Linked DNA regions of Homo sapiens: region 2 is linked to region 1. Evidence: chromatin loops called from intact Hi-C (ENCODE). Cell type or tissue: chondrocyte. All regions are shown on one strand. Each heading gives the region's core, and the rest is flanking DNA. Links, peaks and the distances in the headings are about the cores only. Region 1 has its middle 12 kb from the start of THG1L. Region 2 has its middle 9.8 kb from the start of MED7.

Region 1 (15,232 bases), core at 4,076-12,075:
TATACATGTGCCATGTTGGTTTGCTGCACCCATCAACTCATCATTTACATTAGGTATTTCTCCTAATGCTATCCCTCCCCCAGGCCACTATCCCCCAACAGGCTCCAGTGTGTGATGTTCCCCACCCTGTGTCCAAGTGTTCTCATTGTTCAGTTCCCACCTATGAGTGAGAACATGCGGTGTTTGCTTTTCTGTCCTTGTGATAGTTTGCTGAGAATGATGGTTTCCAGCTTCATCCATGTCCCTGCAAAGGACGTGAACTCATCTTTTTTTATGGCTGCATAGTATTCCATGGTGTGTATGTGCCACATTTTCTTAATCCAGTCTATCATTGATGGACATTTGGGTTGGTTCCAAGTCTTTGCTATTGTGAATAGTGCCACAATAAACATATGTGTGCATGTGTCTTTATAGTAGCATGATTTATAATCCTTTGGGTATATATGCAGTAATGGGATGTCTGGGTCAAATGGTATTTCTAGTTCTAGACCCTTGAGGAATTGTCACACTGTCTTCCACAATGGTTGAACTAATTTACACTCCCACCAACAGTGTAAAAGCATTCCTATTTCTCCACATTCTCTCCAGCATCTGTTGTTTCCTCACATTTTAATGATCACCATTCTAACTGGCGTGAGATGGTATCTCATTGTGGTTTTGATTTGCATTTCTTTGATGACCAGTGATGATGAGCATTTTTGCATGTGTCTTTTGGCTGCATAACTGTCTTCTTTTGAAAGTGTCTTGTTCGTATCCTTTGCCCACTTTTTGATGAGGTTGTTTTTTCTTGTAAATTTGTTTAAGTTCTTTGTAGATTCTGGATATTAGCCCTTTGTCAGATGGGGAGATTGCAAAATTTTTCTCCTATTCTGTAGATTGTCTGTTCATTCTGATGGTAGTTTCTTTTGCCGTGCAGAAGCTCTTTAGTTTAATTAGATCCCATTTGTCTATTTTGACTTTTGTTGCCATTGCTTTTGGTGTTTTAGTCATGAAGTCCTTGCCCATGCCTATGTCCTGAATGTTATTGCCTAGGTTTTCTTCTAGGGTTTTTATGGTTTTAGGTCTAACATTTAAGTCTTTAATCCATCTTGAATTAATTTTTGTATAAGGCGTAAGGAAGGGATCCAGTTTAGGCTTTCTACATATGGCTAACCAGTTTTCCCAGCACCATTCATTAAATAGGGAATCCTTTGCCCATTTCTTGTTTTTGTCAGGATTGTGAAAGATCACATGGTTGTAGATGTGTGGTGTTATTTCTGAGGGCTCTGTTCTGTTCCATTGGTCTATACATCTGTTTTGGTACCAGTACCATGCTGTTCTGGTTACTGTAGCCTTGTAGTGTAGTTTGAAGTCAGGTAGCGTGATGCCTCCAGCTTTATTCTTTTTGCTTAGGATTGTCTTGGCTATGCAGGCTCTTTTTTGGTTCCATATGAACTTTAAAGTACTTTTTTCCAATTCTGTGAAGAAAGTCATTGGTAGCTTGATGGGGATGGCATTGAATCTATAAATTACCTTGGGCAGTATGGCCATTTTCACAATATTCTTCCTATCCATGGGCATGGAATGTTCTTTCATTTGTTTGTGTCCTCTTTTATTTCGTTTGGCAGTGGTTTGTAGTTCTCCTTGAAGAAGTCCTTCACATCCCTTGTAAATTGGATTCCTGGGTATTTTATTGTCTTTGCAGCAATTGTGAATGGGAGTTCACTCATGATTTGGCTCTTTGTCTGTTATTGTTGTATAAGAATGCCTGTGATTTTTACACATTGATTTTGTATCCTGAGACTTTGCTGAATTTGCTTATCAGCTTCAGGAGATTTAGGGCTGAGACGATGGGGTTTTCTAAATATACAATCATGTCATCTGCAAACGGACAATTTGACTTCCTCTTTTCCTAATTGAATACCCTTTATTTCTTTCTTGTGCCTGATTGCCCTGGCCAGAACTTCCAACACTATGTTGAATAGGAGTGGTGAGAGAGGGTATCCTTGTCTTGTACTGGTTTCAAAGGGAATGATTCCAGTTTCTGCCCACTCAGTATGATATTGACTGTAGGTTTGTCATAAATAACTCTTATTATTTTGAGATACGTTCCATCAATACCTTGTTTATTTAAAGTTTTTATTGAGAGTTGTTTATTGAAAGTTTTTAGCATGAAGGGCTGTTGAGTTTGTTGAAGGCCTTTTCTGCACCTATTGAGATAATCATGTGGTTTTTGTCTTCGGTTCTGTTTATATGCTGGATTACGTTTATTGATTTGCATATGTTGAACCAGCCTTGCATCCCAGGGATGAAGCCGACTTGATTGTGGTGGATAAGCTTTTTGATGTGCTGCTGGATTCAGTTTGCCAGTATTTTATTGAGGATTTTTGCATCGATGTTCATCAGGGATATTGGTCTAAAATTCTCTTTTTTGTTGTGTCTCTGCCAGGCTTTGGTATCAGGATGATGCTGGCCTCACAAAATGAGTTAGGGAGGATTCCCTCTTTTTCTATTGATTGGACTAGTTTCAGAAGGACTGGTACCAGCTCCTCTTTGTATCTCTGGTAGAATTCGGCTGTGAATCCATCTTGTCCTGGACTTTTTTTGGTTGGTGGCTATTAATTGTTGCCTCAATTTCAGAGCCTGTTATTGGTCTATTCAGGAATTCAACTTCTTCCTGGTTTAGTCTTGGGAGGGTGTGTGTGTCCAGGAATTTATCCATTTCTTCTAGATTTTCTAGTTTATTTGCATAGAGGTGTTTATAGTATTCTCTGATGACAGTTTGTATTTCTGTGGGATCAGTGGTGATATCCCCTTTATCATTTTTTATTGCGTCTATTTGATTCTTCTCTCTTTTCTTCTTTATTAGTCTTGCTAGTGGTCTATCAATTCCGTTGATCTTTTCAACAAACCAGCTCCTGGATTCATGGATTTTTTGAAGGTTTTTTTGTGTCTCTATCTCCTTCAGTACTGCTCTGCTCTTAGTTATTTCTTGCCTTCTGCTAGCTTTTGAATGTGTTTGCTGTTGCTTCTCTAGTTCTTTTAATTGTTATATTAGGGTGTCAGGTTTAGATGTTTCCTGCTTTCTCTTGTGGGCATTTAGTGCTATAAATTTCCCTCTACAAACTGTTTTAAATGTGTCCCAGAGATTCTGGTATGTTGTGTCTTTGTTCTCATTGGTTTCAAAGAACATCTTTATTTCTGCCTTCATTTCATTATGTCCCCAGTAGTCATTCAGGAGCAGGTTGTTCAGTTTCCATGTAGCTGTGTGGTTTTGAGTGGGTTTCTTAATCCTGAGTTCTCATTTGATTGCAGTGTGATCCGAGAGACAGTTTGTTGTGATTTCTGTTCTTTTACAGTTGCTGAGGAGTGCTTTACTTCCAATTACGTGGTCAATTTTAGAATAAGTGCAATGTGGTGCTGAGAAGAATGTATATTCTGTTGATTTGGGGTGGAGAGTTCTGTAGATATCTATTAGATCTGCTTGGTGCAGAGCTGAGTTCAATTCCTGGATATCCTTGTGAACTTTCTATCTCGTTGATCTGTCTAATGTTGACAGTGGGGTGTTAAAGTCTCCCATTATTATTGTGTGGGAGTCTAAGTCTCTTTGTAGGTCTCTAAGGACTTGCTTTATGAATCTGGGTGCTCCTGTATTGGGTGCATATATATTTAGGATAGTTAGCTCTTCTTGTTGAATTGATCCCTTTACCATTATGTAATGGCCTTCTTTGTGTCTTTTGATCTTTGTTGGTTTAAAGTCTGTTTTATCAAAGACTAGGATTGCAACCCCCCCTTTTTTTCTTTTTTTTGCTTTCCATTTGCTTGGCAGATCTTTCTCCATCCCGTTATTTCAAGCCTATGTGTGTCTCTGCATGTGAGATGGGTCTCCTGAATACAGCACACTGATGGGTCTTGACTCTTTATCCAATTTGCCAGTCTGTGTCTTTTAATTGGGGCATTTAACCCATTTACATTTAAAGTTAATATTGTTATGTGTGAATTTGATCCTGTCATTATTATGTTAGCTGGTTATTTTGCCTGTTAATTGATGCAGTTTCTTCATAGCATCGATGGTCTTTACAATTTGGCATGTTTTTGCAGTGGCTGGTACCAGTTGTTCCTTTCCATGTTTAATGTTTCCTTCAGGAGCTCTTGTAAAGCAGGCCTAGTGGTGACAAAATCTCTCAGCATTTGCTTGTCTGTAAAGGATTTTATTTCTCCTTCACTTATGAAGCTTAGTTTGGCTGGATATGAAATTCTGGGTTGAAAATTCTTTTCTTTAAGAATGTTGAATATTGGCCCCCACTCTTTTCTGGCTTGTAGGGTTTCTGCTGAGAGATGTGCTGTTAATCTGATGGGCTTCCCTTTGTGGGTAACCTGACCTTTCTCTCTGGCTGCCCTTAACATTTTTTCCTTCATTTCAACCTTGGTGAATCTGACAATTACGTGTCTTGGGGTTGTTCTTCTCGAGGAGTATCTTTGTGCTGTTCTCCGTATTTCCTGAATTTGAATGTTGGCCTGCTTTGCTAGGTTGGGGAAGTTCTCCTGGATAATATCCTGAAGAGCGTTTTCCAACTTGGTTCCATTCTCCCCATCACTTTCAGGTACACCAATCAAACGTGGATTTGGTCTTTTCACATAGTCCCATATTTCTCAGAGGCTTTGTACATTTCTTTTTACTTTTTTCCTCTAATCTTGTATGCTCACTTTATTTCATTAATTTGATCTTCAGTCGCTGATATCTTTTCTTCCACTTGATCGAATCAGCTATTGAAGCTTGTGCATGCATCACGAAGTTCTCGTGCCATGGTTTCCAGCTCCATCAGGTCATTTAATATCTTCTTTACACTGTTTATTCTAGTTAGCCATTTGTCTAACCTTTTTTCAAGGTTTTTAGCTTCCTTGCAATGGATTAGAACATGCTCCTTTAGCTCAGAGATGTTTGTTATTACCGACCTTCTGAAGCCTACTTCTGTCAACTCATCAAAGTCATTCTCCATCCAGCTTTGTTCTATTGCTAGCAAGGAGCTGCGATCCTGTGGAGGAGAAGAGGCACTCTGGTTTTAGAATTTTCAGCTTTTCTGCTCTGGTTTCTCCCCATCTTTGTGGTTTTATCTACCTTTGGTCTTTGATGTTGGTGATCTACAGATGGGGTTTTTGGTGTGGATGTCCTTTTTGTTGATGTTGATGTTATTCCTTTCTGTTTGTTAGTTTTCCTTCTAACAGTTAGGTCCCTCAGCTGTAGGTCTGTTGGAGTTTGCTGGAGGGCCACTCCAGACCCTGTTTGCCTGGATATCACCAGTGGAGGCTGCAGAACAGCAAATATTACAGAACAGCAAATATTGCTGCCTGATCCTTCCTCTGGAAGCTTCGTCCCAGAGGGTCACCCACCTGTATGAGTAGTCTGTCGACCCCTACTGGGAGGTGTCTCCCAGTTAGGCTACATGGGCGTCATGGACCCATTCAAGGAGGCAGTCTGTCTGTTCTCAGAACTCAAACACTGTGCTGGGAGAACCACTGCTCTCTTCAGAGCTGTCAGACAGGGATGTTTAAGTCTGAAGAATTTTCTGCTGCCTTTTTTTCAGCTATGCCCAGCCCACAGAGGTGGAGTTCTATAGAGGCAGTAGGCCTTGCTGAGCTGTGGTGGGCTCCACCCAGTTCGAGCATCCAGGCCACTTTGTTTACCTACTCAAGCCTCAGCAATAGCGGACGCCCCTCCCTGCACCAGGCTCCAGCCTGGCAGGTGGATCTCAGACTGCTGCGCTAGCAGTGAGCAAGGCTCCATGGGGGTGGGACCCACTGAGCCAGGCACGGGAGAGAATCTCCTGGTCTGCCAGCTGCTAAGACCATGGGAAGAGCCCAGTATTTGGGCGGGAGTGTCCTGTTTTTCCAGGTACAGTCTATCATGACTTCCCTTGGCTAGGAAAGGGAAATCCCCTGACCCCTTCTGCTTCCCATGTGAGGTGACGCCCCACCCTGCTTCGGCTCTCCCTCTGTAGGCTGCACCCACTGTCCAACCAGTCCCAAAGAGATGAACCAGGTACCTTAGTGGGAAATCACTCGTCTTCTGCGTCAATCACACTGGGAGCTGCAGACCAGAGCTGTTCCTATTCAGCCATCTTGGAACAGACCTCCCATGGTAGCATCTTTAAACTGAAATATTGGACAGAGAGTTTCCATTGCTGTAGTATTTTGCTTAATTATTATCTTTATAGCAGGGATAATAGTTGACAAAAAGGAAGCATGAAAGTTTTACCATCACTGAGTCTGCTAGGCCTTTTTTGGGGTTTAGTAATGCAGTTTTAAATGAAACATGCTGCTTTTGGATTAACACCGCTAGTAAAGTAGAGGAAAATCTACAGGTACTTAAAAATCAAATCAGCTGGGCATGGCAGCTCATGCCTGTAATCCCAGCACTTTGGGAGGCTGAGGCAGGCAGATGACCTGAGGTCAGGAGTTCGAGACCAGCCTGGCCAACATGGTGAATTCCTGTTTCTACTAAAAGTACAAAAAATTAGCCGGGCATGGTGGCACGCACCTGTAATCCCAGCTACTCAGGAGGCTGAGGCAGGAGAATTGTTTGAACTCGGGAGGCGTAGATTGCAGTGAGCCGAGATCACACCATTGCACTCCAGCCTGGGCAACAACAGCAAAACTCCATCTCAGAAAAAAAAAAAATCAAATCATAATTATTGACAGGCTCAGGAAAAATGACAGCTTCAGCTCTGAGTGGCTACAATCCCTTTTTAATAAATTCCAGTCTTCTTTATGGAATTGGTTAACCCCTTTTTTAAGCACTCTCTTGCTTATATGTCTTGTATTGATATTTGGAGCCTATATACTCAATACTATAACTCAAATTGTTTCTTCTCACCTAGAAGCAATCAAACTCCAAACGGTGCTGTAAACTGAAACACACATGGAGATGCCATTCTTCTGAGGACCCTTAGATCCACCCCAGGAGGAGCCCTAGCTGCTGTTCCCCCATGTGACTCCCCTTTTCAGCAGAAAGTAGCCAGAAAGAACCATAACCCAAAACCCTCTAACAGCAGTTAGTGTGGCATCTCCATAGCGGGGAATGTTGTAGGAAGAGAGGTCCTTGGGAAGTTTTCTTTTTTTCTTTTTTTTTTGAGACAGAGTCTCACTCTGTTGCCCAGGCTGGAGTGCAGTGGCGCAATCTCGGCTCACTGCAAGCTCCGCCTCTCAGGTTCACCCCATTCTCCTGGCCCAGCCTCCTGAGTAGCTGGGACTACGGGTGCCCACCACCACACCCGGCTAATTTTTTTTTTTTTTTTTTGTATTTTTAGTAAAGACGGGGTTTCACTGTGTTAGCCAGGATGGTCTCTATCTCCTGACCTCGTGATCCTCCCGCCTCGGCTTCCCAAAGTGCTGGGATTACAGGCGTGAGCCACCGTGCCTGGCCAAGGGAAGCTTTTGTTTTTTAAAGCATCTCTGGAAAAGTTTCTCTTAAATCCCTGGCTCTTAGCAGCAGCCCACCAACCTTTGATATGCAAATACTGACCATTAGAAAGTGGGCCCACCCAAACATGGAGATTCCTGTGGCCTTCCTGCCCTTTCCCCACATGTTCCTGGCAACATGGCCACCTCCAAATATCCCCAGGAGTGTAGAACATCATGGCGCCCTACATTTGCATATTAAAAGGCTAGGGTGGGAGGGTCAGCTTTTTTACAGGCTACGTGAATGTCATGCCTAGTCAAACCAATCCCTTGAGCCCTGTGCAAATCAAACACCACCTCCAGCCTCTGCATATATACCTGGCTGGTGTCCCTGCCAGGTGGGGACCTCCTCTTTCAGCTTTGGAGCCCCCATCCCTGTGTCTCTGTATGGGGGAGCTTCTTTCTTCTGTCTTCTCCCTTCCTTCTTACCTATTAAACTCTCCGCTCCTTAAAAGCAAAAAAAAAAAAAAGAAAGAAAGAAAAAACAGGGTTTCCCCATGTTAACCAGGCCGGTCTCCAACTTGTGGGCTCAAGCTATCCGCATGCCAAAGCGCTGGGATTACAGGTGTGAGCCACTATGCCCGGCCCTGAATTCATGATTTTTAAAAATGTATTTTCCAGGCCCAGTGCGGCGGCTCATGCCTGTAACCTCAGCACTTTGGGAGGCCAAGGCGGGCAGATTGCTTGAGGCCAGGAAATTGAGACCATCCTGGCCAATGTGGTGAAACTCTGAGCTAAAAATACAAAAATTAGCCTGGCATAGTGGGGCATGCTTGTAAATCCCAGCTGCTCGGGAGACTGAGGCATGAGAATCGGTTGAACCAGGGAGGAGGAGCTTGCAGTGAGTTGAGATCTCACCACTGCACTCCAGCCTGGGCGACAGATCCAGATAATGTCTCAAAAAAATAAAGTGTATTTCCCAGCTCTGTCCATTGGGTGGAGATAAAATGACACTCCAGAAGCAGTAAGCATCCAGATCTTAACTTCAAATTACCATTCCCCATGAAAATGAAAATAAACTCCTTGAAGAAATGGCTGGCTCCACATTGTGGCAGAGGAAATTCTAGGCGAGCCTGGGACACTGTGTTGTCCCAGAAAGGAAGGAAATGCTCAGACTAATGAGTGTATCTCAAAAAAGATGAGCCAGCTTAAAGGGGTTCCCACTGGCCAAATATGCGATAATTTGGGCATTGATAAAAATAATAACTATAATTGATTGCAATTGTATTGCAATTGTATTGATAGTGCCTGTAATCTTAGCTACTTGGGAGGCTGAGGCAGGATAATCGTTTGAACCCAGGAGGCAGAGGTTGCAGTGAGCCAAGATAGCACCATTGCACTCCAGCCTGGGTGACAAGAGCAAAACTCCATCTTAAAAAAACAAAACAAAACAAAAACACACACGCCAAAAGAACATAATCAGACATATTCAGGATGCAGGGTATTATGTAAGATCACTGACTTGGCTTCTTCAAAAGTAAATTTTATCAAGAAGAACAATATCTTTGAACATGTGTCCTAGGAGAAAAAAGGAAAATGAAAAAGGAGGAGAAACAGGGAAGAAAGAAAAGGTAAGTGGAGGGCTGGGCATGGTGGCTCACGCCTGTAATCCTAGCACTTCGGGAGGCCAAGGCGGGTGGATCACTTGAGGCCAGGAGTTGGAAACAAGCCTGGCCTTGATGGGGAAACCCTGTCTCCACTGAAAATATAAAAATTAGCCAGCTTGGTGGCTCATATCTGTAATCCCAGCTATTCAGGAGGCTGAGGGAGGAGAATTGCTTGAACCTGGGAGGCAGAGTTTGCAGCAAGCCAAGATTGTGCCACTGCACTCCAGCCTGGCCAACAGAGCAACACTGTCTCAAAAAAAAAAAAAAAAAAAAAAAAATAGAAAAGGTAAGTGGGGACTGTTCCAGAATAAGAGATTTAAGAGACATAACAACCAAATACAATGCAAAACTCTTGACTGGATACTGGCCTAAAAACCATTAAAAACAGCTCTAAATTCACTGGGGAAATCTGCAATTACAAACAACCCTAGGTTTTAGTGGTTTGTAAAACAAAAGTTTATTTCCTGTTCAAGTCACTTGTACTGCCAGTTGACTATGGTTATATTCCTGATAGCTGTTTTGATCCCTGTGTCTTACCCCAAAACCCAGGAAATGATTAGAAAAGCTTCTACACCGCACAATGTGCATCTTGCTGCTCACAATATGTTTGCTGAAGCAATATGGCCAAGCGCTAAGATTATAGGGGAAGAGTGTGTCATCTTCCCATAGAGAAGAGGAAAGTGAATACTTTTGAGTAATAATATAATCTATTGCCACTCTTTATTAGTGGATACTAGGGAATTTTAAATTTTACAGGTATGATAATGTAGTGTGTAAAAGACTAATCTTAGGAGACACACTAAGAAGTATTTAGGGATGAGATAGTAACAGTAAAAAAGTAGATTGGTAGTAAAAGCAAAAGTGGCAAACTGTTAACAACTATTGAATCTAGTGGTGGTTTTATGGGTATCCATTATATATTTTTTTAACTTTTCTACATGTTCTGGGTGGAATTGTGACTCTCCTAAAATATGTTGAAGTCCTAACCCATATATCTGTGGATGTAACTTTATGTGGAAGTAGGGTCTTTGCCCTATTGGCTACTGTAAGCAATTAAAATGGGGTCATTAGGATGTGCCTTTAGCCCACTATGACTGGTTTTCTTATAAGAAAACAGAGACACACACAGAGAGGAAGAATGGCACCTGAGGAAGGAAGCAGAGACTGGAGTGATGCATCTACAAGCCAAGAAAGGTCAAGGATTGTCCTTGACAAGGCTGAGGCAGGAGAATCCCTTGAGCTTGGTAGGTGGAGGTTGCAGTGAGCTGAGATGGTGCCACCGCACAGAGACAGGGTAAGTCTCTGTCTGAAAAATAATAATAATAATAATTGAGATCACAGATTTGGACTGCAGAAACTGAGCTTTAAATTATCAAAGTGACAGGAAGATTAGGAAATCTGCCAAATGTCCGTTAAGGATGAACCAGAATGATTTGACAGGGCATATTTGAATGAACTGATAGAATAAACATAATAGATCAATATTGAACTAAGATGAATCAGGAAACTGGTTATGGTAAAGATAACTGCCATTTTTTTGAGCACTCGCAAATTGCTATGTGATGCTGCATAAACCTTGTACAGGTCATCCTTTTTCATCCTCAGAATAATCCATTTTACAAATGAGAAAACAAACAGAGGCTTATAGGGATTAAAAGTCTGCACTTTTAGCCACAACACTCTCCTGCTCCAATAAAATAGTTAGCACATGCTATGTCCCTGGTGCTGTGTTAAGCACTCAGGATACATTTTCTAGACCCATCCTCTCAGCCGCCTTGTTGAGAAGCATTATTCTCCTTACTTATCAGATACCTACAAGAGATACAATAACTTCCTGCAGTACTATATATGGGAACCAGGGAAGCTGGGAGACTCATCCAGATCACTGTCTTTACAGGTGAATTCTACCTAGATCCTACCTACTCTCAGGGTTCTGACAGGTGGAGAAGATAAGACGATTATACTGCAAGGGAAAACATGGTGGGTGTCATAGAGTTCCCACAGACAAAGTACCATGAGAATCCCCAGGAAGAATGTTATTGAAGGGGAAAAGTAAACCCTAAATTTCTTTGAAACTCACAAACCCTTTTGTAAAATTCTGCACACAGGGAATATAAAATGGTGTAGCTGCTATGGAAAACAGTATAGCAGCTCCTCAAAAAATTAAATATAGGGCTGAGCATGGTGGCTCACACCTGTAAGTCCAGTGCTTTGGGAGGTCGTGTGTGGAAGACTACTTCAGCCCAGGAATTCAAGACCAGCCTGGGCAATATAGCAAGATCCCATCTCTAAAAAAAAAAAATTAAAAACAACCGCTGGGTGCGGTGGCTCATGTCTGTAATCCCAGCGCTTTGGGAGGCCGAGGCCAGCAGATCACGAGGTCAAGAGTTGGAGACCAGCCTGACAAACATAGTGAAACTCCGTCTCCACTAAAAATACAAAAATTAGCTGGGTGCAGTGGCGCATGCCTGTAATCCCAGCTACTCAGGAGGCTGGGGCAGGAGAATTGCTTGAACCCGGGAGGCGAAGGTGGCAGTGAGCCAATATCGCACCACTGCATTCCAGCCTGGGCGCCAGGGCAAGACTCCATCTCAAACAAACAAACAAACAAAAAATTGAATTACCATTGGTCCTGCAATTTCACTTCTGGGTACATAGCCAAAAGAATTGAAAACACAGTCTCAAAGAGATATTTGTACAGCCATGTTCATAGCAGCTTTATTCACAATAGCTAAAATGAAGAAGGAGCCTAAGTGTCTATTAATGGATGAGTGAATAAGCAAGATGTGGTATGCATACACAATGAAATATTATTCAGCCTTAACAAGGGATGAAATTCTGACACATGCTACCACATGAATGAATCTTGAGGACATTATGCTCCATGAAATAACCAAGTCACAAAAAGACAAATGCTGTGTGATTGCACTCATATGAGGTGCCTACAGTAGTCAAATTCATAGAGGCAGAAAGTACAATGGTGGTTGCCAAGGGGTTGGGGAGAAGGGAATAGGGAGGTGTTACTTGGTGGGTACAGAGTTTCTATTTTATAAGGTGAAAAGGGTTCTGCAGATTGGTTCATAACAATGTGAATGTAGTTAACACTACTGGATTGTATACTTAAAATGGTTAAGATGGTAAATTTTATATCCTGTGTATCTTAGCATAATTAAAAATAAATTAAAAATCTTCACACAACAGGTATTTATGACCTAACTGGACCTCTATTTTTATTTTATAAATTTTCTGTTACTTAGAAGATCACTTGCTCACTGCAGGCTGACACAAAGAAAAATAATTTCCTTTGGCATAGAAGTCATTTTTCATTTGACTTGATGCTGACTCATTTGGTTTGTGCTAAAAGCTGCATTATGTAAATGAAATTTACATAATGGATGGTGAAGAGGGGAAAGAAGAAGGAATAATTTGTGTCTAAAATCTCCTTTCTCCTCTGAACCACTCTAATCTAATTTCTGGCTTGGAGTAATGTATGTGATTCCAGGAATGACTGCCTAGGTCTGTCTTGGTTTTGAGGCAGATATAAGCATTAGGACATACCAGGATATACAAGGGTATAAAATTTAGAACTATTATTCCAGAATAAGTTTATGATTACAGGGAGTTATAATTATTATATTTGTCCTGCATTTTTTAGGCATTGCTTACATAGGTCAGGGTGAATGGATTTTATTTCTAAAGAGTCATTGATTGTGTGTCCTTAAAAGGACACGTTCAAGTTAACTACTCATTCTTTCTCTACTTAACAGGGGTTCCAGAAGTCAGAGGATGTGGTTGATGGAGGGCTTGGAAAAAGATGTTAGGAAAAGAGAAAGAGGAAATTAAATGTATGTTGCCTAGTCCCACTTGACCTTGTTCCATTTAATTCCACAAATGTTCTCATTCATTTAACAAGTATTTCTTGATTTATTTCTATGTACCATGCACCAAGGCTATCACGCAACAGCAAACAAGACAGCCATGCTGCCTGCCTGGTGGGGTACACGGTCAGTTGGGAAAGACAGACCTGATGACAATTGTGTGAAGTGTTGTGAATCAGGCTGGAGGCCTGGCGCTGGGGGCAGGTGTGGCTGGGGATAGTCCATGAAGTTTCCCCTGAGGAAGCAGTACTTAAATTGAGACCCAATAATGAGATCATAAGACAGCATGCTTACAGGTTTCTGGAATATTTGAATTGTAATGTTGGGTGAATGTTTTGCCACAACATTTTGCTTGTATAAGACTTTGGAAAGGAACCCTGAGTAGTGTGAATTTCTATATCATGGGTCAGCCAATGAATAAACACTGATTGAGCACCTTCAAAGTGTGAGGGCACTGGATGATGTGTGAGGTGTCTGGGCCAACTGAGAATCATTTTGATATTTCAGATATCCAGGACTGATTAAATGGAAGAGATAGACAAAAGACAAAAAAAAAAAAAAAGAACTTTTGTGTCCATAGGTACTGACTAGGAGGATATCATTGATAATAATTATACCTTCTGGACATAAGAAACTTATTCCAAACCATATTCTCATACGTTATTCATTTTTTTCCTCTCTCAATGAGTCTGTAGGGCAGGTAAGACAACAGTTTTCTCCATTTTATAAGAAAGGAAACAAATGTTGTGGGGATTAGTTAAGTGATTTGCCCAATGTCCCACAACCTTCCAAACTAGGATTAGAACCTAGGCCTTTTGACACCAAATCCAAGGTCCCCTCCACTCTGCCACCTTGCCTTTCCATGCCTGTCAGGAATGAAGTAGATAGCTGTTGTCTTTGCATGCCCAGCATTTCATTTTTCTGACTTTGGACCAGGGAAGCCCAACTGTCCTTTCCCCACCTTCAGGCCATGTAGTCCAGGTGGAGATAATCCCTCCTCACCTGTTGCTCCAGGGTGAGCACACGGCCAAGACACTGTCATGTCCTAGTGTGAACTGGACAAAGATCCCTCTCTCCTGTCACACACAGTCCTGCACCAGGATAAAGGCTTGGTGAATGCAGCCTTCGCTGGATTTCAGCCCCTGCTTGTCCTTTTTTACAATGAACAACCTGCACAAATATTTGTGGCCTTCCTAATGACTGAGACCTAGCCAGTAAGGTTCTGAGATGTGGATCTGACCCAAGCCAGGTCAATGAGACAGTCTGGCCCTTTGCTAGGATGACGAGGAAAGACAGGCTCTCTTCCCATTAGAATTGTTAACACTGGTGGCCATGTTGCCTTCAAAAGGGAAGAGACCACCCAAGATTTCAGTTTACAGAAAGGAAAGAAAATATGACAGAGGGAGAAAAAAACTGTGATAACATTGAGCACCACACTTGGAGCCAGTGCTACCCCTGGACTCATAAGTTCCTGGAGAGGGGGACTTTGCTTAATATTTTTCAAATCTGAATCCCTTATGCCTAGAACAGTGCCTGACACGAAGGAAGCAATCAATAAATATCTGTTGAATAATTGAGCTGATAAATTCCTTTTTTGTTTTTCTTTTTTGTATATGTAACTGGTTTGTTGGAAGTCTCAATTCATTGGGGAGTATAAATAAAAAGTAACTTTATTTTTCCCAGTAACTGTTCTCTCATGTTCTCCTTTCTTACTGGTTAGCAATTTCCTTGGAGCATGGCTAGGCACGGTGGCTCATGCCTGTAATCCCAACACTTTGGGAGGTTGAGGTGGACAAATTGCTTGAACCCAGGAGTTTGAGACTAGCCTGCACAATGTGGCGAGATCCTCTCTCTCTCCCCACCTCCAAAAAAAAAGAAAACAAACAAACAAAAAAACCCAAAAACAAAAACCCAGAATCTTGAACAGATCCCACAGCTTCCCAGGTAGAAAAATGTTCTAGTATTTGTGTTCAAGATTGGTTAGCAGGTGCGGTGGCTCATGCCTGTAATCTCAGCACTTTGGGAGGCAGAGGCAGGTGGATCACTTGAGGGAGGCCAAGAGTTCAAGACCAGCCTGGCCAACATGATGAAACACTGTCTCCACTGAAAATACAAAAGTTAGCTGGGTGTGGTGGCACATGCCTCTAATCCCAACTACTCGGGAGGCTGAGGCAGAGAATCGCTTGAACCTGGGAGGCGGAGGCTGCAGTGAGCCGAGATTGCACCACTGCACTGCAGCCTGGGCGACAGAGGGAAACTCTGTCCCCCCCAGCAAAAAAAAGAGAGAAAAGAAAAGAATCCGGCTGTGGT
Region 2 (15,232 bases), core at 6,792-14,791, 570 kb after region 1:
CTGCAGCAGCAGTACCTTGGAGGACAGAAGTTGGGTTTCCGGCAAAACTTAGGGACCTTTTCTGAACACCAAATATGTGTAGCCAAGATGGAGGAGGTGAGAAGCGACGTATTCTGGGAGGAGCGGTGGCTTGTCAGTATCAGGGGAATCCCTTCTCAGTTGCTCTAGTGGGTGGCTGGAAAATCTCATCTTGTGATTTTTGATAAATACCATAGAGGCTGAGATTAAGATGTTCTGGGAGTTGACTCTTGAAACAGTGGGTACAGGTAGAAGGAGAGAGAAAGAGAGAGAGGCACATACTCTAAAGTCTGAGAGGGCCTTTGGGAAAGCCACCCGGGAATGTGAAAGGTTGGCAGGTGGGGTAGAGGAGAGAGATAAAAGGAAACTCCTTTCAAAGCCTTTGGTCTGGAGTTCCAGGTTTACAGCTATGCCAGAGTCTGAATTATCCTAGCTACAAACGGTTTAATCTCATAATTGTGTAGACTATGGCTTTATCTTTTGTCTTTCTTCTAGTCTTGTTTTATACACCCTCCCCTGTCTGAGGGCTTCTTCAGCATGAATATAGTTTATCCACCCAAATGCAATTTAAGTAAAGTAGAGATGGGGACTTGCCCACCACAGCGTGCTGTGCCATGCACTTTCTCTGCATTTCCTTTTCTATCTTGATACTTCATCAAGAGATAGATGCATAAATACCTATGTATTTCAAAGCAACAGGCCTCTTCCTCAGAGGGAGTTATCAATTGGGGCATCAAGTCAATACCCCTATCAGATAAAAGCCAATATTTTTAACGGCAATATTTGTCACCATGGTAACAATTCTGCTGCTGCAAGTGCAATGAGACAGTGGATGGTCGATTACTAACCAATGTTCCAAACTTAAAGTCTGGCATTACACACATAAGAACAAAGATGACAAAGCGATATTTTGCCAAAAGCAGTATAAGATCACTCATGCAGTTGTCATGTTAGGGTGGAGTCTTTGAAGCAGAGGAAACTGGTCTATGGTGAGAAGAAGCAAGGTGCCTCAAAATGTCAAATGCCATCATGGCTGGCAGGGCAAGAACGGAAGGCGAGATGCTAGAGGGAGCAGCAGGGGACAGACTGTGCAAGGCTTTGAGGTTCGCATATGCTACTTTGACTTCTGTCCTTAGTAATGAGAAGCCACTGAAACATTTTAAGTTGAGGAGTGACTTGATCAGATTTGTATTTTGTAAAGGTCACTGTAGTTGCTGTGAGAAAAAAATATTTGGGAAGGTAGTTGTTAATATGTGTCCTTATGTAATTCCTGTCTTTTGCTGCAGGATCTATAAAATGAGATTACAGGAGATGTTTTGAAAGACATGTTCCCATTAGAAATGTCCATGTGATGGCTGGGTGCTGTGGCTCATGGCTGTAATCCCAGCACTTTCGGAGGCTGAGGCTGGCGGATCACCTGAGGTAAGGAGTTCGAGACCAGCCTGGCCAACATGGTGAAACACTGTCTCTACTAAAAATACAAAAATTAGCCAGGCAGGTGGTGCATGCCTGTAATCCCAGCTACTCAGGAGGCTGAGGCAGTAGAATCTCTTGAACCTGGGAGGTGGAGGTTGCAGTGACCAAGATCGGCCATTGCACTCCAGCCTGGGTGGCAGAGCGGTACTCTGTCTCAAAGAAAAAAAAAAAAAAAGAAATATCCATGTGGGGTATACGTGGTGATGCACTATCAAGACCCTCCTTCAATGAAGGACTTGTGTCCTCAGTTGCTGAGAATGCTGCCGGCAGACAAGTTTCAGCTGGCAGTGAGTTTGGAAATTGTGCCAGTTGCAGAGATTTCTTTCACCCAATGTGATGCTCTTTCCAGAGCCCACATCAAGAACTGAGTGATGCAGAGTATGAAAGTCTGGCTGTCAGCCCAATACAGACCAAGTCTGAAGGGCTATTCTAGTTCCAGAGCTTCCTGAGGAGCCTGCATCAAAATTCACCTTCCTTCCCTGTGTACTCCTACTTCCACCCTTTTCCCTTCCACAGGTGCTGGTCCTAAGAGCACTCCTTAACAAACATCCTTCCCACAAAACTCTGTCTCAAAATCCGCTTCACAAAGAACACAACTTACAACACTATGTCAGTGTAATGCGCTGGGGTCACCTCCTTGAGACTTCACTAACCTTATGAAAAGTGTTGATGATAGCCAGGAAGGATATAACGTAGCATATACAATTTTGAATTTAAATAATTTTAAAACTAGGTATATTTGCTTACTGCCAAATTAATTGGTCTATTTTAGAAAATTCAAAACATGTAGAGATAAAAAAGGAAACAAATATTTAATTGATTGCTTCGATAATTCACTTCTTACTGCTTCCAGAAAGTTGGAGTAGACGTGTTTTTCTCTGTTCCTCCTGATCAGTACAACTAAAGATTTTGAACATTACATATAAAACAAACAGCAGAAGACTTGAAAGGTGGAAAGAAAGCTAGGAACTTCAGGAACTGAGGAACAACATGCTGGTTATTTCCCTGGGTTTTATGTTTGTTTGGTTAATTTTTGCCTCATATATTCCACAACCTGGAGGTGAAGAAGCTGGAACCACCTATACCAAAAAAATCCCAACAAAAAATATGATCAGGAAAAAATAAATAAATAAATAAATAAAATAAATAAATAAAGGGCCAGGACAGGGGCAGCCAAGAAAAGCAGAAAACTTTTACACAAACACAAACTTCAGCCAAACATCACAGAAAAGAAAAAAAAAAAAAAAGCTGTGGCCCCACCCTCACTCATGACAGCAAAGGCTGAGTTGGAGTTGAGATTAACATCCTCATGAGGCTATAACGAGGCCTCCTATACCCCAAGTGTGTAGTATCAGAGAATGCCAAGGAAGGAGCTTGGACTTTGACTTTCACTCCTGATAGCTGGTAATGAAGCCCTTCCCTCCTCTTCCCTGTGCTAGTGGTGTCCATATGGGGAGTTGGAACTCCCACCCTTGCCCAGTAGTCATGGTAAGTCCACCCTGGGGGCCAAGTAGGGAACCTGAACTGCTATAGAAGTAACGAGGTGGCACACCCCCTCCCCATCTCCTGCTGGAGTAGAGTCATAAGAAGCCTGTTGAAAGTAAATTTAAATAAGATTCAGAGTCTCCCAATGAATAAATGTCCAGACTTAAACCAAAAATCACGAGTCACACCAAGAAATAGGAAAATTCAAAATGGAATGAAAAGAGACAAACTATAGGTGACAATATCAAAAAGACAGAGATGTTAAGTTAATATCATAAAAATTTTAAGGCGTCCATGAAAACGGAGTTAGGAATGTGCTTGGAACAAATGAAAGAAATAGAAATCCTCAGCAAAGAATAAAAAAACTTCAACAAAGAAAAAGAAGATGAAAAAGAAGAACCAAATGAAAATTTTAGAACTAAAACTATAATAGCTGAAGAAAAAAGCTCAGTGGTTGGGCTGAACTGCAGAATGGAGGAGAAGAGAAAAAAATCAGTGAACTGAAAGAGGATAATAGAAACTACCCAATCTAAACAACATAGAAAATAGTGATTAGAAGAAAAATAAAGCCTCAAGGCCTTGTGGGACTATAACAAAAGATCTAACGTTGTGTCACTGGAGTCCTAGAAAGAGAGAAGAAGGGGTAAGTTTGAAGAAATAGTGATTGAAAGCCGTCAAATTTGGCAAAAGACATAAATCTACAGATTGAAGAAGGTGAAATAACACCAAATAGGGTGAACTCAGAGAAATCCATGCTAAGACAAAGCACAATTAAATTCTGAAAACAAACAAACAAAAAATGTTGCCAAGGTGGGAAGATCACTTGAGCCCAGGAGTTTGAGAACAGCCTGGGCAACATAGGGAGAACCCGTTTCTAAATTTTTTTTTTTTAAATTAGCTAGGCATGGTGGTTCACACTTGTAGTCCCAGCTACGCAGGAGGCTGAGTTGGGAGGACTGCTTGAGCCTGGGAGGCTGAGGCTGCAATGAACTGTGATCGTACCACTGCACACCAGCCTGTGAAACAGAGAAACACCCTGTCGCAAAAAAAAAAAAAAAAAAAAAATTTTTTTTGTTTAAGTAGCTACAGAAAAATGGTGTAATATCTACAGGGGAAAACAACTCAAATGACAGTGGATTTCTTATCAGAAACCATGGAAAACAGAAGTAAGTGGCACATTGTTTTTCATGTGCTGAAAGAAAAGAGTTGAAAACCCAGAATCCCATCCCAGCAAATTAATACTTCAAGAATAATGGGAAAATCAAGACATCATCAGTTGAAGGAAAACAAAATTTGTCATCAGTACGCCTATCCTACAAGAATGGCTAAAGGAAGTTCTGTAAACAGTAAGGAAATGATTTATAAAAAGTAGGGAGAGATTGTGGAAGATAAAGAAGAAAGAACATGGTAAGCAAAAATATGGGAAAACACAGTAGATTTTTCTTCTCTTGCATTTTCTAAGTTATGTTTGACAGTTTAAGCTGTCTGATGGGATTAAAATTTTGTAAAGGAAGTATCTAAGGCCACTATATTATAAATGTGGGAGAGTAAAGGGATAGAAAGGGAGGTAAGTTTTCCATATTTCACTCAAACTAGTAAAATGACGCGATAGATTGTAAAAAAGTTATGTATACATAATAGAATACCTACAGCAATCACTAAAAAAGCTAAAAAGAAGATATACTCAAAAACACTATAGATAAACCAGAACAGAATTTCAAAAACTGCTCAAGTAAACCACAGGAAAGCAGGAAAATAAAATAGAAACAAAAACACAGAGAACATAAAGCGAAAAATAAAATGGCATACATAAGCCCTGACATATTAATAATCACGTTAAATGTAAATGGTCTAAATACACCAATTAAAAGACATTGGCAGAGTGAACAAAAAAGCATGACCTAACTACATGCTGTCAACAAAAGCTCCCTACAAATATAACGACATAGGCATTTTGAAAGTAAAACAATGAAGAAAGATACATTACAAAAACATTAATCAAAGTGAACCAGAAATAGCTATATTAATATAAGATAGACTGAAGAGCAGAGAAAATTACCACAGAGTGGCATAATGACAAAAAGGATATTAAAGGGAACAAGAAGACATAGCAATTCTAAAAGTGTTTCAACCAATTATAAGAGCTGCAAAATATGTATAGTAAGAACTGGTAGAACCGAAAGTAATAAACAAAACCAAATTTGTAGTTTGAGACCTCCACACCCCTCTCTCAAAAATTTAAAGAACAATTAAACAGAGAATTGGTAAGTATACAGAAGACATCAGTAACACTATCAACTAACAAGATTTAATCAAAATTAATAGAACACTCCATTCAACAACAGCAGAATACACATTCTCATCAAGATACCACAGAACGTATACCAAGATCAGGACAACATCCTGGGCCATAAAAGAAACTTCAACAACTTTAAAAGAATTGAAATAATATAATGTGTTTTCTGACCACAGTGGAATCAAACTAGAAATCAATAACAGAAAGGTAACAGGAAAATCTCCACTTAGAACTGTGTTGTTAGAATCTAAGAGGTCAAAGAGGGTCAAAATGGTAGTCTTAAGGGAAATAAAAATTACATTGAATTGGCAGGGCACAGTGGCTCATGTCTATAATTCCAGCACTTTGGGAGGTTGAGACAAGAGGTTTGCTTGAGCCTAGGATTTCAAAGTAGCAATGAGCTATGATTATGCCGCTGTACTCCAGGCTGGGCAACAGAGTGAGACTCCAGAAATAAAATAGAAATAGAAATCATATCAAAACGTGTGGGATACAGGTAAGTAAAGGAACTAGCACTGTATGCATACACTTTCTAGAAAAGACAAAGGGGTTTTTTTCTTTTTATTTCTTTCTTTTTTTTTTTTTTTTGTTTGAGACAGGGTCTTGCTCTGTCACCCAGGCTGGAGTGCAGTGGCACAATCTTGGCTCACATAAACGTCAATCTCTCAGGCTCAAGCAATCCTCCCACCTAAGCCTTCTGAGTAGCTGAGACTACAAGCATGCGCCACCACACCTGGCCAATTTTTGTATTTTTAGTAGAGATGGGGTTTTGCCATGTGGGCCAGGCTGGTCTCGAACTCCTGACCTCAGGTGATCTGCCCATCTCAGCCTCCCAAAGTGCTGGGATTGCAGGCGTCAGCCACTGCACCTGGCCTAGGCTCACACCTTATTTAAAAAAATGAACTCAAAATAGATCACTGACTTACTTTAAAAAACAGAAAACTATAAAACTTTTAGGAAAGAAACATGGGGGATAATCTTTGGGAACTAGGACTAGGAAAAGAGTTATTAAACTCAACACCAAAAGTATAACTAGTAAAGGGAAATATTGATAAACTAGACTCCTTCAAAATTAAAAACTTTCACTCTATGAATGACCCGGGGAAAAGAATAAAAACAAGCTAAAAACTGGAGCAAATATTTGCAAACTTTATATTCCACAAAGGACTAGTATGTAGAATATATAAGGAACTCTCAAAATTCAACATTAAAAAAAACAAACAGTCCAATTAGAAAATGGGGAAAAGATATCAAATTTTTATCAGAGGATATACAGATAGTACATAAGCCCATGAGAAAATATTCAGCATCATTAGTCATTAGGGAAATGCACATTAAAACCACAATGGTTTAATACTATACACATATAGATAATACTATAACCATATTAGAATGATTAAAACAAAAATAATAAATAAGGAACAACACCAAATTATGATGTAAAACCAGAGAAACTATACCACCCACACATTTCTAGTGGGCATGTAAAGAAAGCCAATGAGGAAAACAGTCTGGTAGTTTTTTTTTTTTTTTTTTTTTTTTTGAGACAGAGTCTCAATGTGTTCCCCAGGCTGGAGTGTAGTGGCGTGATCTCAGCTCACTGCAACCTCCGCCTCTTGGGTTCAAGTGATTCTCCTGCCTCAGCCTCCCGAGTAGCTGGGATTACAGGCATGTGCCACCATGCACAGCTAATTTTTTAAATTTTAGTAGAGACAGGGGGTTTCACCATATTGGCCAGGTGGGTCTCAAACTCCTGACTTCCAGCTACTCAGGAAGCTGAGGTGGGAGGATCATCAGAGCCTGAGATGTTGGGGCTGCAGTGAGGCATGATCACACCACCGCACTTCAGCCTGGGTGAAATAGTAAGACCCTGTCTCAAAAAATAATAATAAATATTTTAAAGTTACCCACGAATGACGGTGCACACCTGTAGTCTCAGTTACCCAGGAGAAGGAGGTAGGAGAATGCTTGAGCCCAGGAGTTTGAGGCTACAGTGAACTATGATTGTGCCACTGCCTGGGCAACAGAGTGAGACTATGAATCTAAAACATGAAATAAAACAAAACAAACAAAAAACTCCCAAACAAACAAAAGATAATGATATCCAGGGGTTTGGTGAGAGGGAGGACATGCCAGAGCACAAGGGATTTTTATGGCAGTGAAACTTTGTCTATGGTACCATAATGGTGAATACGTGTCATCATATATTGTCAAACCCATAGTGTATAACACCAAGAGTGAAGACCAGTGTGAACTATGGACTTCAGGTACTAATGATGCGTCAATGTCAGCTCATCAAAATCAAATGAACCACTCTGGTGCAGGATGTCGATGACAGTGGAGGCTGTGAGTGTGTGGGGGGAGCGGGTATATAGGAACTCTTTATACTTTCCACTCAGCTTTGCTGTTAACCTAAAACTGCTCTAAAGAATAGTCTATTTAAAAAGTAAAGTAGAGTGGTTGGCTGGGCACGGTGGCTCACGCCTGTAATCCCAGCACTTTGGAAGGCTGAGGTGGGCAGATCCCTTGAGTCCAGGAGTTCAAGGCTAGCCTGGGCAACGTGATAAAACCCCGTCTCTATTATAAGTATGTTTTTATTGGCTGGGCATGGTGGCTCATGCATATAAACCCAGTACTTTGGGAGGCCAAGGTGGGAGGATCATGTGAGGTCAGGAGTTCGAGACCAGCCTGGCCAACATGGTGAAATCCCATCTCTACTAAAAATACAAAAATTAGCTGGGTGTGGTGGCAGGCACCTGTAATCCCAGCTACTTGGGAAGCTGAGGCAGAAGAATTGCTTGAATCCAGAAGCTGAGATCGTGCCATTGCTCTCCAGCCTGGGTGACAGAGCGAGACTCCATTTCAAAAAAAAAAAAAAAGTTTTTAATTATAGGAAAAGGGAAGAAGGTAGACTGGTTGTGGAATTACAGGGCATCTTTTTAACCCCTTGGAAGAAAAGTTTTGTTCCCTCATCAGACATGACTCTTCAAATGCGCTTTGAAATCTGTGAGATTGCTTTCTCTAATTTGTATGTAATCAACAATAAATACATAGGGAGATAATAACAGTACTAATCAATATCAAATCTCAAAGAAATTTGGAGATTATATGATTCAGTGTTTGTCAAACTTTTGCACATATTGTTCTTTTTAAAAAATTAAAAATATAAAATCATAAATGGAACTTAGTAAACAAAAGAGATGAAGGTGAGGGTCCTCTGGCTGAAAGTAGGGGTAGAGTGGGCAGCCTGAAGCCCCACCAGCTTGGCTCCCCTTTGCCTCAGGGGACACCTGGAATGCATTTCCGTGACTTGGAGGCCACTGGTTTGACCTGAGATTCTCACTTTACTGAGAATAATGTGTCTTGCTTGAGGTTACCTATCTGACTGGTTGAAATCAGGTCTATGGAATCTCAGGCCAGACTCTTTTCCATTCTGCTTTACCCTGATTGATTTGGGGGGATTCTCAGGTTAACACATGTTGGAAGACAAACTGGGACTCAGGTGTCAGAGGTGGTGGAAGATGATAAGGAGACAAAGGAAAGGAGACTAGAAGGAAGATAGTCAAATTCTGTGCAATACATAGACTGGAGACTGAATGGGGTAAAGAAACCCACAGGGGTCAGAATTCATAAAATCTGTCTCTGTCAGAAGCCCAGGTTCTAAGAGAAGTTCATCTTGGACCTGAAGCAGGGTGGAATCAAGTGGGTAAAGACTTTCCCAGATAACTGTAGGGAAGTAGCACCTGGACTTGCCATGGTTTGGGCCACTGTGACTGCAGCACCTAGGAAAGTAGCTGGCATGTAGTAAGTGAGCAATAAATATTGGGTGAATGCCACCCTGGGGAACATGGCAAAACCCTGTCTCTACAAGAAATATCCAAATAGCTGGGCGTGTTGGCACATGCCAGTAGTCACAGCTACTCGGGAGGCTGAGGTAGGAGAATCACTTGAGCCTGGGAGGCAGAGGTTGCAGTGAGCTGAGATCCTGCCACTGCACTACAGCCTGGGCGACAGAGTGAGACCCTTTCTCAAAATATTTATTTCCTAATAAATACATCCATTCGCCAAAGATATATAATATATAAAAATACAGAATATATAATTATATAAATACATTATATATAATATAAAATATATAATACATAATATATAATTTATATAATATATAAATATATTGTATTTTTGTAATGTATATTTTAATATACATTACAAATCTATATTAAAATATATATGATATATAATATATATATTGGGGGTGAATAAATGCATCATTAAACTTTAAAATCCTGTCTAAGAGGGCACTACCACCCATACCCTCGGGAAAATAATTCTGGCCTTTTACAGTTTCATGAAAAACCTCTCTTCTCTAAATGGTGGTATGTGAACTACTAATCCTGTCTTTATTTAAACTGTAATATTTTGGCTGGGAGTGGTGGCTCATACTTGTAATCCCAGCACTTTGGGAGGCCGAGGCAGGCGGATCACCTGAGGTTGGGAGTTCGAGACCAGCCTGACCAACATGGAGAAACCCCGTCTCTACTAAAAATACAAAATTAGTCGGGAATGGTGGCGCATGCCTGTAATTCTAGCTACTCGAGAGGCTGAAGCAGGAGAATCACTTGAACCAAGGAGGTGGAAGTTGCGAGAGCTGAAAAGAAATTGTAATATTTTGTAGATCATGAGTTTTTCCCTTAATTTTTTAATTTAAAATATTGTGTTAAGATATTATTTATCTTTTTTTTTTTTTTGAGACGGAGTTTTGCTCTTGTTGCCCAGGCTGGAGTGCAATGGTGCGATCTCAGTTCACCGCAACCCCCGCCTCCCAGGTTCAAGCAATTCTCCTGCGTGAGCCTCCCAAAGGGCTGGGATTACAGGCGTAAGCCACCGCGCCCAGCCGATATTATTTATCTTGATTACTGAGTTTGCTCCTCCTTAATTTTGTGCATGAGGCGTGTTCCTTACACACCTCCACTTAGTCTTGATCCTGATATGAAGCTACACTGAAAGCAGGTAGTTCACATTTGTACACACACCATTCAGGAGATTTTTTTTCTTCTTTCTTTTGCTTTTGCTCAAATCTGTCTTTGAACAAAAATATATTCAACATTGGCCATGTGTGAGGTAATTCCAGGGATTGTTAAGGGGATGCCCAGATAAGTCAGGAACTTAGCTACAGCCATAGAAATAAAACAGGCGCATAATTACAACTTCAGCTAGAGGAGTGCTGTAAGAAGTAAAGGAAAGAGGCTTTGAGTTGGTGAGAGGTAATTTTTATTTGGGTGAACTGAGAGAAACCTTTTGGAGAAGACCATCTTTGAGATGGATCTTAAAGCGGGAACTTAAATGGATCGGACAGAGCCCAGATCCTTTAGGGAGTGTATAGAAAATCAATCAATCAATAAATCAATAAAACAGTTATTTTTTGTTGTTGTTGAGACGGAGTCTTGCTCTGTTGCCCAGGCTGGAGTGCAATGCTGCAATCTCAGCTCACTGCAACTTCTGCCTCCTGGGTTCAAGCGATTCTCCTGCCTCGGGCTCCCGAGTAGCTGGGATTACAGGCACACACAGCCACGCCTGGCTAATTTTTGTACTTTTAGTAGAGACAGGGTTTCGCCATGTTGGCCAGGCTGGTCTCCAACTCCTGATCTTAGGTGATCCACTTACCTCAGCCTCCCAAACTGCTGGGATTACAAGCGTGAGCCACCGTGCCCGGCCGTAATGGGTATATTTTGTGATAATTCAAAGAACAGGTATGATGATGGCATGGCTATTTTTTTCCTCTGGTGAAATTCCACATAAGGTAAATGTAGATTTTAATAGTAACAGCTACAACAAATTCAAAAGGGCTTACCTGCCTTTTTGTAGGATTACAAATTCATTTTAGGTTCTTCAGCCTGCAAGTAACAACTCAGGAGGACCCAATATGCAAGACACAAATCTTTCCCATAGAAAAGTTTAAGCTGGGGATTATTTCCAAATGCCAAGGTTGCTGCTCCCCCTGCTGGTAAGAAAAAATGCTGTAGGCAAAGCAAACCACAAGCACTCTCCCCACCCATGTGCTGCACACAGATCTGGATTGTTGACGTTTTAGTGATAAGGTCATTAGCAGCCATGAAGTAACAACAACAAAAAAATAGTGATTAGGAATTGAAACTATACTGCAGACTGCAGAAAAAAAATACATTAGCAATGACTCTCATCCAAAGTGCATCATTAAGGCCGGGGACGGTGGCTCATGCCTGTAATCCCAACACTTCGGGAGGTCAAGGTGGGTATAAGGCAGGAGACCACTACTACTCCTGCTGCCTTCCTCCCCTCACCTTGCCTAGTTCACAAGACAGGAGGAAAGAGAGAAAAAGCAAAAAGTTGGAAAAAAACAAAAGTAAGATAAATAGCCAGACAACCTTGGCAACACCACCCAGCCCTAGGAGTTAAAAAAAGTAACAATAACATCAACCCCTGACCTAAACTACTTGTGTTATCTGTAAATTCCAGACACTGCATGAAAAAAGCATTGTAAAACTTTTTGTTCTGTTAGCTGATGCATGTAGCCCCCAGTCACGTTTCCCACGCTTGCTTGATGTATTACGACTCTTTCACATGGACCCCTTAAAGTTGTAAGTCTTTAAAAAGGCCGAGAATTTCTTTTTCGGGGAGCTTGGCTCCTAAGACACAAGTCTGCCGACGCTCCTGGCTGAATAAATAACCTCTTCCTTCTTTAATCCGGTGTCTGAGGAGTTTTGTCTGCGGCTCTTCCTGCTACAGGTGGATCACCTGAAGTGAGGAGTTCAAGACCAGCCTGGACAACATGGTGAAACCCCGTTTCTATAAAAGTAAAAAAATTAGCTGGGCGTGATGGTGTGCATCTATAGTCCCAGCTACTCAGGAGGCTGAGGCAGGAGAATCACTTGAACCTGAGAGGCAGAGGCTGCAGTGAGCCGAGATCACACCATTGCACTGCAGCCTGGGTGACACAGTAAGAGCTTGTCTCCAGAAAGAAAAAAAAAAAAAGTGCATCGTTAAAACCATATACAGTATATGAGCTTATAAAAATCAGGAAGAAACAGGGACTGGAGATGAAATTTTTCTTTTCTTTTCTTTTCTTTTTTTTTTTTTTTTGAGACGGAGTTTCACTCTTGTTGCCCAGGCTGGAGGACAATTGTGCGATCTTGGCTCACTGCAAACTTTGCCTCCCGGGTTCAAGTGATTCTCCTGCCTCAGTCTCCTGAGTAGCTGGGATTACAGGCGTGTGCCACCATGCCTGGCTAATTTTGTATTTTTAGTAGAGGTTTCTCCATGTTGGTCAGGCTGGTGTCGAATTCCTGACCTCAGGTGATGTGCCTGCCTCGGCCTCCCAAAGTGTTGGGATTACAGGCGTGAGCCACCATGCCCAGCCTTTTTTTTTCCGTTTTTTTTTTTGGCAGAGTTTCACTCTGTTGCTCAGGTTGGAGTACAGTGGCGCTATATCAGCTCAAGCAATCCTCCTACCTCAGCCTCCCAAGTAACTGGGACCCCAGGTGCATGCCACCATGCCCAGCTTGGAGATAAAAATTTTTACTTGCTATCTTCCAATGATTCTGCCGGGCTGATCAGCAAGCCAAAGATACAATGTAACTGACTAACAGACGCTCAGGGATTACTATCTATAAACCTGCCTACCAATGACAGAGGTAGTAAGGCCAACAAAATCAACAAGTTGCTGTAACAATTCGACTTCTATAAGCATAAATAAACAAATAAAAGGAGTTTTGACCCTTACTGGGCATCAAATACAAAAATTAACCCCAAAAGGATCATAGACCTAAACGTAAAACTTAAAATTAGAAAACTTGTAGAAGAAAACAGAGGAAAAATCTTTGACTTTGAGTTAGGCAAAGATTCTTGGAAAGGACACAAAAAGTATGAGCCATAAAATAAAATAATTGATAAACTTGTCATCATCAAAATAAAAAAACTCTGCTTGCTGAAAGACACTTAAAAAATGAAATGATTAACCACAGACTAGGAGAAAATATTTGTAAAAGACATATCTTATCAAGGACTTATATCTTGTGTGTATTTGTGTGTGTGCACCCTTACAATTCAATAGTAAGAAAACATGCCAATTTAAAAAATGGGCAAAAATTTTGAACAGACAGTTCGCCAAAGAAAAGATATACATGGCCAGTAAACACATGAAAGATACCCAATACTAAGGAAATGCAAATTAAAATCATTATACAGATATTAGAATAGCAAAAAGTAAAAATTAAAAGGATAACACCAATTTGCAGATTGAGGGCAACTATACCTCCGATAGATTGCTGAGAAATGAAAAATAAGCAGCCTCTTTAGAAAACTGCTTGGTAGTTTCTCATATAGTTAAACATATAATTATTATAATGTCCAGCAATTTTGTCACTATGTTGTTATCCAAAAGAAATGAAAACATATGTCCATACAATTGACTTGCATGGGAATGTTTATAGTATCTTTGTTAAGAATCACCTCAAACTGAAATAACCCAAATGTCTATTAACCAGTGAATGGATACATGAATTACAGTATATTCATACAATGGAATATTCCTTATCTGTAAAAAGGAACAAAGTATTATACATTGAACAACATTGATGGACTTCAAAAGTATTATGCTAAGTGAAAGGAACCAGACACCAAAAACTACATACTTTCTAATTTCATTTATATGACATTCTGCAAAAGGTAAAACTATATGAACAGGGATCAGATCAGTGGTTACTAGAGGATGGGGATAAAGGGAAGGAATTGAAATAAAAAAAAGTTGTTTGGGGTGATGAAATATTCTACATCTTAATCCGGGTGGTAGTGGTTTTATGTCAGTATGTATTTATCAAAACTCTTATAACTATTCACCTAGAGTTAATTTTATTCTATGTAAAGTATCCCTCAATAAATCTACATTTTAAAAAATCAATAGGGTGGAAACTAAAAATTTCTGCTTGTAATTTAGGTTCAAATGACAGCGATGTTTTTTATAATGTGCCAAGATCCTAAGGGAGGCAAGAAGTCGGTTACCGTGTGTCTTTGCCCATTTCATCTCCCCTGCTCTTTCTTTCTTTGCTCACTAGCTATGGAGCACACAGGCTGCCTTCCTCTCTCTAATTCAGAAAGATCATGGCAGCCCCACGCTCTTTGCATTTGCTGTCTCCCAGATCTCTGCAGAATTCACTCCTTCATATTTTGTTTCCAAAGTTAACCTTCTGTGAGAGGCTACCCTGACCACCCTGTGTAAAGTAGCTATTCCCCAACCCACGTCACTATCACATTAATCTGTATTATACTTTCCCCCATAGCCCTTACCACTATTCGAAGTTTTTACTTGTTTGTATACTTCTTGTCTGTGTCTCTCTAGAACACCTTCTAGAAAGAACACTTTTTTCAAAGGCCCCACTGGCTTTTGTCTGTCTTTTTAGCCTTCTAGACCAGTGCCGGCACAACAGACACACAATATACAGATTTATTCAACGAGCATATTCCTTGTTAAGCTGTAGTAGGCATCTTTAAGTAATAAGCTTTCCATTGAGATTTTGCCAATATAGTCATATAATTAAATGTTTAACACACATCATATTGTCACTAGCCCTTCTCATGATATGGACTTCATATCCATTATTCATTTGAAGTTTATTGGAAAGAACACTAGATTGATAGTCAAGAGTCCAAGATTCTAGCCTTGATTCTGCTACTAACTGTTAAGACACTGCCCCTTTGGGCCCAGTAATTCTATTTCTAGAAATTTATTTCAAAGAACAAAATTGGACACATGCACAAACATATATGTACTGGGATCTCATCATCCTGTGTAGTTACACTGGATCAAATTTGGAGAAAAATAATTTAACACAATGAGGATCTGGCTAAAGAGACTGTGGTATAACCACCAAAGCCACGCTATGAATTTATTTGAAAGTGATGATTGTATTCATTTTGTTTCTT

Evidence for each region. A loop is a pair of places that touch in the nucleus more often than their neighbours do. Peaks named below come from ENCODE experiments on the same cell type or tissue, not always from the same donor. Only the 100,000 strongest peaks of a DNase experiment are listed, where the experiment ranks them.
Region 2: a loop joins it to region 1, with 4 times the contacts of the local background. A loop is called at or near these places in 4 of 110 quality-filtered maps.

Annotation. Positions count from the first base shown.
Region 1 is chr5:157,711,828-157,727,059 of GRCh38, reverse strand. No RefSeq gene overlaps it. Among named protein-coding and RNA genes, the nearest start is that of THG1L, 12 kb to the left of the region's middle. In chondrocyte, for the core only: a CTCF peak has its summit at 8,382; no DNase peak of the experiment used is centred there.
Region 2 is chr5:157,145,092-157,160,323 of GRCh38, reverse strand. No RefSeq gene overlaps it. Among named protein-coding and RNA genes, the nearest start is that of MED7, 9.8 kb to the right of the region's middle. In chondrocyte, for the core only: CTCF peaks have their summits at 11,083 and 11,285 (motif pointing left); no DNase peak of the experiment used is centred there.